Regions from separate parts of the Homo sapiens genome. Here region 2 is linked to region 1. Evidence: read pairs that join two places in POLR2A ChIA-PET (ENCODE). Cell type or tissue: PC-9. All regions are shown on one strand. Each heading gives the region's core, and the rest is flanking DNA. Links, peaks and the distances in the headings are about the cores only. Region 1 overlaps THSD4 (thrombospondin type 1 domain containing 4). Region 2 has its middle 10 kb from the start of THSD4.

What was found. Peaks named below come from ENCODE experiments on the same cell type or tissue, not always from the same donor. Only the 100,000 strongest peaks of a DNase experiment are listed, where the experiment ranks them.
Region 2: POLR2A ChIA-PET joins it to region 1 with 8 read pairs; 8 of 35 experiments call an interaction of 5 or more read pairs at or near these places.

Annotation. Positions count from the first base shown.
Region 1 is chr15:71,286,675-71,292,056 of GRCh38, forward strand. The region is part of intron 6 of THSD4 (thrombospondin type 1 domain containing 4); the gene reads left to right. LOC124903521 (a long non-coding RNA gene) reads left to right here. Exons shown (of 2, transcript XR_007064701.1): 2 at 1-5,129. LOC124903520 (a long non-coding RNA gene) reads right to left here. Exons shown (of 2, transcript XR_007064700.1): 2 at 3,899-5,382. Among named protein-coding and RNA genes, the nearest start is that of THSD4-AS1, 100 kb to the left of the region's middle. In PC-9, for the core only: no CTCF peak of the experiment used is centred there; no DNase peak of the experiment used is centred there; H3K27ac peaks cover 1,350 bases.
Region 2 is chr15:71,102,598-71,107,979 of GRCh38, forward strand. It overlaps a transcript of THSD4 not described here. Among named protein-coding and RNA genes, the nearest start is that of THSD4, 10 kb to the right of the region's middle. RefSeq lists enhancers at 537-606, 777-826, 967-1,076. In PC-9, for the core only: a CTCF peak has its summit at 711 (motif pointing left); no DNase peak of the experiment used is centred there.

The DNA of each region.
Region 1 (5,382 bases), core at 184-5,183:
GGATTGCTGGGTCGAATGGTATTTCTGACTTTAGGTCTTTGAGGAATTGCCACACTGTCTTCCACAATGGCTGAACTAATTTACACTCCCACCAACAGTGTATAAGCATTTCTTTTTCTCCACAACCTCACCAGCATCTGTTATTTTTTGTCACTTTGATAATAGCCATTCTGACTGGTGTGAGTTGGTGTCTCATTGTGGCTTTGATTTACATTTCTCTAATGATCAGTGATGCTGAGCTTTTAAAAAATATGCTTGTTATTGTCAATTTTATAGTAGGGAAATTTCACTATAACTTTTGCTGATGTGGGGTTATTCCGAATTTTGCCTATTATCGTTCACATTTTTGGTCATGTATACCTCAAATTTTCAGTCTTTAACAAACAACATTCCTATGAGTAAACATATTCCTGTTTAAGAAGAATGATATTTGAGTCAAAGTCGTAGTCACAAAGAAATTAATACTAAACAGTGTGACTGCCTGGAAGATATGCCCGACAAAATGAAATACTTAGGATGTAAAAGTACAGGAGTAGACTTTTGGGTGGCTTAGTATGGCAGTGTTAGATGCTTGTCTTTACAGAAGGAAATGGGAGAAAGTTCATTGTTTTTATCATTTCATCATGCTGTGTTAATACTTGATATTTAGAAAATTGTACGTGTCCAAGAAAAACTGAAAATAATCTTATTATCCCATGATGTTTTTATATAAACCTACAGATCTAGACTTTTACCCATTGCTATATCTGTAATAAGCATTATGGAATAATGCTGATGTTCTTCCATTCTTTGATATGCATGAGGATATTTTTAAATTTAGATGTTTTATATCCAAAACAGTTCCAGACACTACCCGCAAAAATAATCAAGCTTCACGTGGTGAAGAGAACGAGGGATATGTTCCTGGGAAAAGCCCTTAGCCAGAAGGCTTAAAACCAGATAGAAACTTTAAAAATAGCCTTTTGTGAGGCAAATGTAACTTGCTGAAAATCGTCTTGCACAGTTTTGAAACTAGGATGAACCCCCTGCCACCCAGGAGTCCAGGACCACTCTGTGGTCTGATGCCAGGAGGATGTACTTGCATATTTCAGATGCTTCATATTTTGTTTTTGATGTTCTGAGCTGGTAGAGTTGGGTGCAGCTCTTCTTGGATTGATAAACCATGTTCCCAGATGTTGAATTCAAGAAGGAATTTTTAACTCTTCCATGTTTAAAAATGATTTCTATGGCTGAGAGCTAATACACTCCCTCAAATCAATTTGGGAAATTTTTTTGAGAAGAAATTGAGTCTTTTTCACATTTGAGTAACTTTATACACGACGCGCAACATGCCCTGTAAATATAGATAGGCCACCTACAAAGTGCACTGGGTGATATTTTATACTGCAGATGTTCTAGTTTGCACCTGATGAAACATGTAAAATGCTTATCAAAAAAAATGAATTATACAGTCCCACACAACCGTTTGCTTGGTATTTGCTAAATTTGATTCGGCCTTTAGATGATAAAAATGAACCAGTCCACAGTAAACACTTAATGTGAAAAGAGATAACGGCAAACTGGAAACTTTCTTATCCTGTCATTTTGATCCATTTTTGAAAGAAAGCATCCTGACAGCAACAAGGAAATACCAGCTTGGAATTCATACCTATTTGATTTGGCAAATGTGAATAAACTATTCTTTCAGAGGATCCAGGAAGTGAAAACATGGGCCAGTGACTGAAAAACCACCTTAGAGATTATCTGATTAACTCTCTCATTGTACAGATGGGGAAACTGATGCTCAGAGGTGTCTAATGAGCTTCTAGGAACAAGTGAGGGTGGGGGCTGAAAGTCAAAATAAATACCCTGACTTATCTTACCATTCCATCTCCTGCTGGTCAAATCCAGCTGGAAACCAAAGGGCAAGGGCTCCTTTCTGGGACATAGAATGGGACAAATAATGGCAGAGAATAGATCCGGGAAGGCAGAGAACAATCAACACAGTGATTACAGAATAAAAAGATCCTTTAGGAATGCAGTCATCTGTTTATTCAGTAAATTTCCGTATCTTACTAATCACAACAGCATCCACGTACACTTAAAATAGTGCCTATATGTATGTGTGATACTTGTTTACATAACAAGCTTGCTGATGTTTGGTGCAGTGTATGGGTTCAGGCTTCTCTGACAACAATACCAAGACCTTCCGGGGATCCACGGTCTTCTGCATGGGGGATTTCTGCAGAAGGAAATATAACACTCAATGGACAAATCCCCAGCTGGAAGAGGTCTCTGTTTATTAGTACTGCTTTTTGAATATAAAATCAACTCTATCTTTTAGGAAGATAGCTAAATGTTGCTGGAAGTTGGAATGAGAGTTTTAATTACGAGCTAGACACTGTATGAGACATCTTTCCTGTGCTGCCTCAGGTCCTCTTGACTGTAATCAACTCAGGAGTCTTGGCTCAGTCCCTGTGAAAACTGTCCTCATGTGGACAAATGCCACAGCTCCTAGCCTCATGTCTGCCACCCTGGGGCTCCCTGTTGACTCTGAGGGGCAAGACTCCCAGGACCCCATGGATGCTCAGCCATGTGCAACCAGGAGGGTAGGGAGGTGGCACTGCTGGGAGATGGGAATTAGTGAAGTTCTTTTGCTTACCCCTCTCTGAACGGACTGTCCTGATGCTGCCTTTATGATGGTTCCTCATGATCCCAGGCTCAGTTGCACTGGACGCCAAGCAGAGGTCAGTTGGGGAACATGCCCCATCCTGTTTTCTCTCCCTCCTTCCCTGCCGCACTCTCCATTGCTCTCCACCCTGAATAAAGTAGTGGCTCTGCTTCAGGGAACCCAGGCTGAGATAGATACCAGGGCCTCCCTTTTGGGGGTTCTCTTTTGAGGTCCAGTTTTCAAAGGAACTGATTGGGCAACTGCAAAATGAGTATGTGAAGACATTAAGTGGACCAATTTGTAATTCGATTATTATAATTATCTGGATACCTCTTTGGCTCAAAAGGCAAATGTTGATCTGTTTTAAGAACAGAGAATCATAACGCGTAGAGCCCTAACCTGCCTTCCTAGCCTCACCTGATGCCTTCTCAACCCTCATCTAGGGCTTATTCCTTTCCTTTATGACTTGCCAGGAACAAGGGAAGAATAGGAAAAGTCAAAATAAATACCCTGGCTTCTCTTGCCATTTCATCTCCTGCTTGCTGCTAGCTTCCTTCTGACAAGGGAGAAGTAACTGGGATTCACTTTTCCATTTTCCTAGCTGGATGATCCCTCCCTGACAATCCAGAATGAGATGATGGTGCCCGGGCATGGGGGGAGTATCCACGTGTGCTGATACCTCCTCACCTACCCTTCCCCAGAGTAGATACACATTGCCCCCAAAGAACATTTCACAGTTCTTTATTTCCAGCAGTAGATGGAATCGGGAGAAGTGTATTGGAAGTTTTGCTTGGGATCCAGCTGCCTTAGTCTCCCCTACTGTGTCTTGTTACTACATAGTGCTGGTGACCATGGGCAACAGTGTATGAGACATGTCTGTAGCCTTAGGCCTGGTGCTGGCACAGCAGGTCCTCTGTTCCTGGCTAAGTAGCTTCAAAGCTGGCTCTCCTGGAGGTTCTGCGAGCTGCCTGATGTCCTTTAAATATATTTTCCCCTGGAACCAGCTAGGGTGGGTTCTATTTGCAACAGACCAAGAGAGCACTTTTAAAATCCTTGAAATTTTATGCGAAGTCCCAGGCTTTCATTTGTATGTCATTTAGATTTTTTTTTTCCCCTCTGTTTGTCCTGTTAGTGTCTCTTTGGGATCTCCACATCTATCAACGGATTGCTTGCATTGCTTTTAAAAACTGTTGTTTACAATGACATTCAACACTTGTAAAAGTTATTTGCTGCCAAGAGGAAACTAAATGCATTGTAATTAAATTTATTTCAGGCTTTGATTACTAAGAAGTGCAGAGATACATCATTCACTTGTGCTTAATTTAAAAAGTATTTTGGTCATAATACATAAATTAGTTACCTTTGTAGTTTGCTTATAACCCATAAGACACTCAACTGGATAAAAAGCTGCTGGCTACAAATAAGTAACCTTGTCATCACATGCTAAAGGTGGCTAATAGGTTTGTCCCTACTGCCAACTATAATCAACTTATTTTTAACATGTATAGTCACATTGTAATTGATGTCTGGAAACCTGGTTTCCTTTTTTCCTTTTTTTTTTTTTTTTTGTTAACTTTTATTTATAGACACATGCATATAATTTAAAAGTCAAATAGCCCAAAAAGACTTATAATGAAAAACATATTCCCCCAAATTCCATCCCACTCCCCAGAGGCAAGTGTCTTCTGGCATTTACCTTAATTTTTCTAGACAATGTGAATTATCCAGTTAGGATATTCCTTCTTGACTTCTTGTAAGGTAACTGGATTGAGCACTCCTATATCAACCACTCCCCCAGCTTCACTTTGGCACCCTAATCACCCCCATGTAGTTACAACTGAACTTTTAAATAGTTATTGTTTACATTATGACTATGGAAAAAATAGTTCACTACAGTTCTTTCATATGTTATCACATATATCACTTTCTAAACATTTCTATATATCTGTATTAGTCAGGGTTCTCCAGAGAAACAAAACCAATAGTATGCATATATAGAAATAGGTTCATTATAAGGAACAGGCTCACATAGTTAGGGAGGCTGAGAAGTCCCAAGATCTACATTTGGCAAGTTGGAGACCCAGGAGAGTCGATGTTGTGTTCCAGTCTGAAAGCCTGAAGTCTTGAGACCCAGCCAATAATTCAGTTCAAGTCTGAAGGCAGGAAGAGACAAATTCCAACACAAGCAATCAGGCAGGAGGAGTTCCCTCTTACTTGAGGGAGGGTCAGCCTTTTTGTTCTATTCTGGCCTTAAGCTGATTGGATGATGCCCACCCACCTTGAGGAGGGCCGTCTGCTTTATTCAGTCTACTGATTCCAATGTTAATCTTGTCCAGAAACACCCTCAAAGACACACATATTATTACCAGAATAATGCTTGACCAAATATCTGGGCACCCTATGACCCAGTGAAGTTGACACATAAAATTAATCACTGCAATATCTTTCTGACATCTATCCATTTTTCTGAGTACTCAAACACATAACCTACCATTTGCATTTTGCTTTTTCTTGGAGGCCTCCTACCCTTAGTCTTCCACCCTCCTACTCCAGTCTGGACTAGTTGTGTTCTAGGCTGGGAGCATAGCTAGCATCCTCTATTGTGGTGGCCCCTGTCTACCACATCCTGCTTTCTTGGTTACTGAAAGCACATCCTCTAATAGCTTCTCAAGAAAGGGTGCGAGGGAAGTATTGTTTTAGCTTCTGCATATCTAAAATGTGTTGATTGCACC
Region 2 (5,382 bases), core at 297-5,296, 180 kb before region 1:
TTTGTTGCCCAGGCTGGAGTACAATGGTGTGATCTTGGCTCACTGCAACCTCCACCTCCCGGATTTAAGAGATTCTTCTGCCTCAGCCTCCTGAATAGCTGGGATTACAGATGCCTGCCACCATGCCCAGCTAATTTTTTGTATTTTTAGTGGAAACAGGGTTTCACTATGTTGCCAAGGCTGATCTCGAACTCCTGATCTCAGGTGATCCACTTGCCTTGGCCTCCCAAAGTGCTGGGATTACAGGTGTGAGCCACTCCACTAGGCCTGTTTTTATATCTTCTTTTTTCCCCCCTGAGAATTTCGGTATTTCCATTTGTTTCAGGAGCACTTTCCCTTACTTTATGGAACATGGTTATAATTGCTGCTTTAAAAAATGTTTGGTAATTCTAACATCTGTATCTTCTCAGGGTTAGTGTCTGTTGATTGTCTCGTTCCTTGTCAGTTGAGACTTTCATGGTTCTTCATATGCTGAGTAATTTGGGATTATATCCTAGACATTTTGAATATTACAGGACCCCAGGTCTGACTTAAATCCTAAAAAGAAGGCTTTTTTTTTTTTTTGAAGCAGGAAATGAAACAGATTATATTATTTTTGCGAGTCCAAACCTGCCTCTTGGGCTGTGGTTTCAATATCATTTCTGATTTCAGAGTGCAGTGCTATTCAGATCAGTCCTGTGTGTGTGCCACCCAGTGGCCAATCATGGGCCTGGACTGGGGTCTACCTTGCAGTTTCAGTTCTCCAAACATGTGGTATGGTGTTTAGGATCAGATCCATACATGTGTAGCCTGGAGGTGAGCCCAGGAGCTAAAACATAAGTTTGTGGGATTTCTGACTTAAGCTCCCTACTCTCCGTGATCTCCCCAACACCCTCTGGCTCCTTGGGGCCTCCCTTTTCAGCCCTCCAGTGAGCAAGCTTGGGCTTCAGTTTCTCTGCTCTGCCACACTTACCATGACTGTTTCTGTGTTTGGAGTCAAGTGGCAGGAGGAGAAAGGTGAAAAAAAAAGGAAGAAAGATTTGCCACACACTCTTGTGAACACTGCTCCTCCAGTCAAACAGAATAATTCCCCTCTCTTGGAATCTTAGATGACTGCCTAGCTCCACTCCCACCCCCTCAGCCTCTGCCACCACCACTGCTGCTACAATATTGCCTGTGGGCTGAGGCTGGAAAGAAGGAAAAAAAAAAACACCAGGAGTTCCCCTGCACCCCACTCTCTCTCTGACTCTTCAGAATCTCCTTTCTTGTGTTTTAGAGAGGACTTCTCTTGCAGCTCTTTCTGTCTTCCTCTGGTGCACACTTCCAGCTTTATGGCTGCCTTTTAGTCTAGGCTGGCTGATACTGGGAGGGAAAAAAATTCACTACTGATTTAGTGGGACTTTGAATTCTGGTCTTCTTCCCAAAGCCACCTGCTATGATTTATGTTTCAGAACTCTCAGATAGCTCCTCCATCCATTCTGTCCAGGATTTATAGTTACATTTAGTGTGTCCTTACTTATTCCATCTTTTCTGGAATAAGGCTCTCTTTTTGCTTTTTAAATCATCAATCATTTGCTATGTGGGAAATGATATCTTTGTTTATATGTATGGCATTTATTGTCTCCCCCACCCCCGGCCCCTGCAAAGTTTCATAAAAAACAAAACTTATTGACCAGCAATAACTCTTTATTATATGGCCGGAAAGAATTAGGCAATCCATCTGGAGAAAACAGACTGTTTCTCTTCGCTCACACAATACTTCTGACAGCAAATGTGTGGGGCTTTTTCTCCATCCCAAGAAGTTCTCCAATTCTGCTCCCATCAGCTGCATGCCCTACGATTTAATTCGATTTTGACACTGTCTACCTGGAGCTAAGCATCAGATCCCACAGGGTTAGTTCTCAGTCTCACAAGATTGCCCTGTTAATGGAAAAACCAAACTCTGAAAATATTTTAAAGAGGTTTCTTCTGAGCCAATATGAGTGACCATGGCCTAGAGAACACAGTCTCAATAGGTCCTGAGAAAGTGTGTCTGTGGCAGTCAGATTACAGTTTGGTTGTATAAATTTTAGGGAGGCAGGAGTTATAGGCAAAGACATAAATTCACACATGGAAGGTATACACTGGTTCGGCCCGAAAAGGTGTGATATCTTGAAGTGGGAGTTTACAGGTTATAGGCGGATTCAGAGATTCTTTAATTTGCAATTGGTTAAAGGAGTAGAGCTTTGTGTAAAAATTTGGAGTCAACAGAAAAGAAAGTTTTAAGTTAAGATAAGGAAGTATGTGAACCAATATTCGAGGTCAGAGTGACCCGTAGGGCTGAGTGACTTAGCCCTTGTCCGGCACGGCCTTATGTCCTCTTTATAATTTGATATCTTATTGTCACAAGGAGTCTGTTTTGTTAGTCTTATGGTCTGTATTTTAATATTAATGGTGGTCAGTTGTGCCTAAACTCCAAAAGGGTGGGGATATATCACCTCCCTTTGTGTCATGCTGGGAATTCCATTTTTAAGGATTTTCTAGGGTCCCCTTAGCCAAGAGGGGGTCTGTTCAGCTGTTGAGGGGCTTAGGATTTTATTTTTAGTTTTCAGCCTCTACTTCAGATGTCAATCACCAGGCCAGGTCTCTAGTACTTTTGACCAACCAGCTGCAAATTGGGGTTTCCCCTACCCACCTTCTCAGCAATACTTTGCTGGGATAGCTCACAGAACTCAGGCCATTTACTCGTTTATTATAAAGGATACAGATGAAGACTTAGGTGAGGTCTAGAAGGGTCCAAAGCATAGGAGCTTTTGTCCCTGTAGAATTGGGGTACCCCTCTCTCCCAGAGTTTTCATAGAATTTAATTTCCTCCCATCCCATTCCTGGAGGTCAGTGGGTAGGGCTGAAAGTTTCAACCTTCTAATCCCTTAGTTTTTCTGGTGTTGAGTCCCATCCTGAGGCTATCTGGGGTCCTACCCTAAATTACCTCATTAGCATAAACTCAGGTGTGCTCCAAAGAGGCTCCTTAAGAATAAGAAAGGACACCTCATGACTGAGGAAATTCCAAGGGTTTTAGATTCTCTGTGCCAGGACCACGGACAAAGACCAAATATACTTCTTATCACACTACACTATCCTATTTTCTTTTCCTCTACATTTCATCCTATTTTCTGAGTCCACAATTAGAGGCATTCCACCCAAAGACGAATTCTCAAAGGAACAAATTCACACCAAGATTGAACCACAACCTCACCTGGCCTGCACAATGCCTTCAATTGTTTTTCTGGCTTGCATTTTCCCCTCTTATATTAATAGAGAAAAAAAGAGCATTCCAGGGCCATGAGCCCTCTTGAGATGTTGAGCTTGAATGATTGGGAAGATGATAGCTCCTCATCCAGATATGGAGTATGGAATAGGAAAGAGGGTTTGGGGGGTGGGACAGGAAGTGATATGTTCTATCCATAACACATTGCACTTGAAGCACCTGCCAAAATATCCGGGAAATGGGAGCCTGGAGGTGAGGGTCAAAGGCCAGACTTAGGTGGCATAAAGAATGACTTGGAATAAATTATTGTGGAAGGTCTACAGGAGAAAATTATTATGGGAGGACAGGGTGTGTATCATGGTGAGAGAAGAGGGCCAGGGATCTCGTGCACAGTGTGCTTAACCTTCAAATTGCAAGGACTTCCCACTGTGACGCAGGCCTCAGTTCTACACAGCTGCTCTTCAAGACCACTCCCACTACTGTGCCTCCCCACCATTCCTGAGTATTCTCCACTCCCAGAGCCTGATGACTTTCCCTAAGCTCCCACCTTCAGTACACAGATTGGCCTTTATCTCAAAGGCAGAACTGGTATTTGGGTACCATGGCAGATCTGTTGGGGGAGTTTTTTCAGATTTTCCTGATTCTGGCCCCTGGTGGAGAAAAATGATCTGGGGTAAAGTTGCAGCCTGCCTGACCCATGCAGGAATTTATCCCTTAACTTGGGCCTACTAATCAGCACAATTACCTCTGAACACTAAAATAACAAGGCTTTCTGATCACTTTACCATTGCCAAGTTGTATTTACAAATGTCATCATACTTTATTGTATCAACCATTATATCAGTCATGGTATGCTAGGTTTTGCTGCAGTAACAAACTCAAATCTCAGTGGGAGATTTGATGCTGTACATTCAAAGAATGGTGGGGGTGCTTACAGATCACAGTCCTCTGAGACCCAGGCTAACCAAGGATTCCACAACCCTAGCACCAGTGGGAAGGAACACGATGATTTGTACATTGAGTCTTAAAGCAGCTACCAGCTTTAAAAAAAAAAAAAATTTAAAAAGAGAAGTCACATTCCATTTGCCACAGCAAGTCACCTGGCCACATTTAACTTCAAAGGGAGGGGAAGTGAAATCTCGTCCCTGAAGGCGAATTGGTGAACTTGAGTCATGATTACCACAACCATGCCCTCTAAAATCATTATAGCCACATGACAGTTGAAAAACTCAGACTAGTAAGTCACTTTTCCAAGTCACACAGTCAGGAAGTTAGCACAGCAAGGCTCCAAGTGCACATTTGTTTAACTCTAAAACCAATGTGCCTTTCACAACCTGATGTGCTGTCTTCATGAAACCGTTATCCAGAAGAAAGTTCTTATTAGCTTCAAGGAAACTTCAGATGCTGACAAGTAAAAAGTTTGACATGTGCAATTAACTTAATCAATCAAAAAGAAACAATGTGTTCCTGTTTTCTTTCCTTTTGCAATTACCTGTTTTTAGAAGGAAGGAAAGAAGGAAAGAAAAGAAAGAAAGAAGGAAAGAGAGAAGGAAGGAAGGAGAAAAAGAAAAGAAAGAAAGAAAGCAAAAGAAAAGAAAGAAAGCAAAAGAAAAAAAGAAGAGAAGAAAAGGAAAAAGAAAAGAAAGGAAAGAAAAAGAAACCAAGCCTTTTGGCCCACCCTTTGACCTACACCACAATATCTGATTGCATGTCAGGGTGATTTGGTTTCTTTCCCATTGTGTGGTATTTTCCACTCACAGGACTGGGTCAGGAGAAGTTTGTATCTTAATCTACACGCTTGTTCTTGCTCATGTTTGCCTCTGCTTGATCCCATACCCTTCATTCATCCTTTGGAATGTTCCCGTGACAACGGAAGAATGGCAATATAGCTAGCCAGAAAAAAGGGACGGACCAAGAACAGACCAACTTCTCTCAGACTGAGGATGCTAATGGGGAAGGCACAGGACATGAGAGTGTTTTCTCCCCATTTTCCCCCTTGAGAGAATTCAGCAGTTAGTGAGTGTCAAGCCTGCTCTGCAGATGAGGAAACTGAGGCTCAGCAGGGTTAAGCCACTGCTCAAGGTCATAAGGCTAGTACCCAGATGAAAACCAGCTGCTATTATTTTTTCCTGAATCACTGCTTCGTTTTCTGTCCA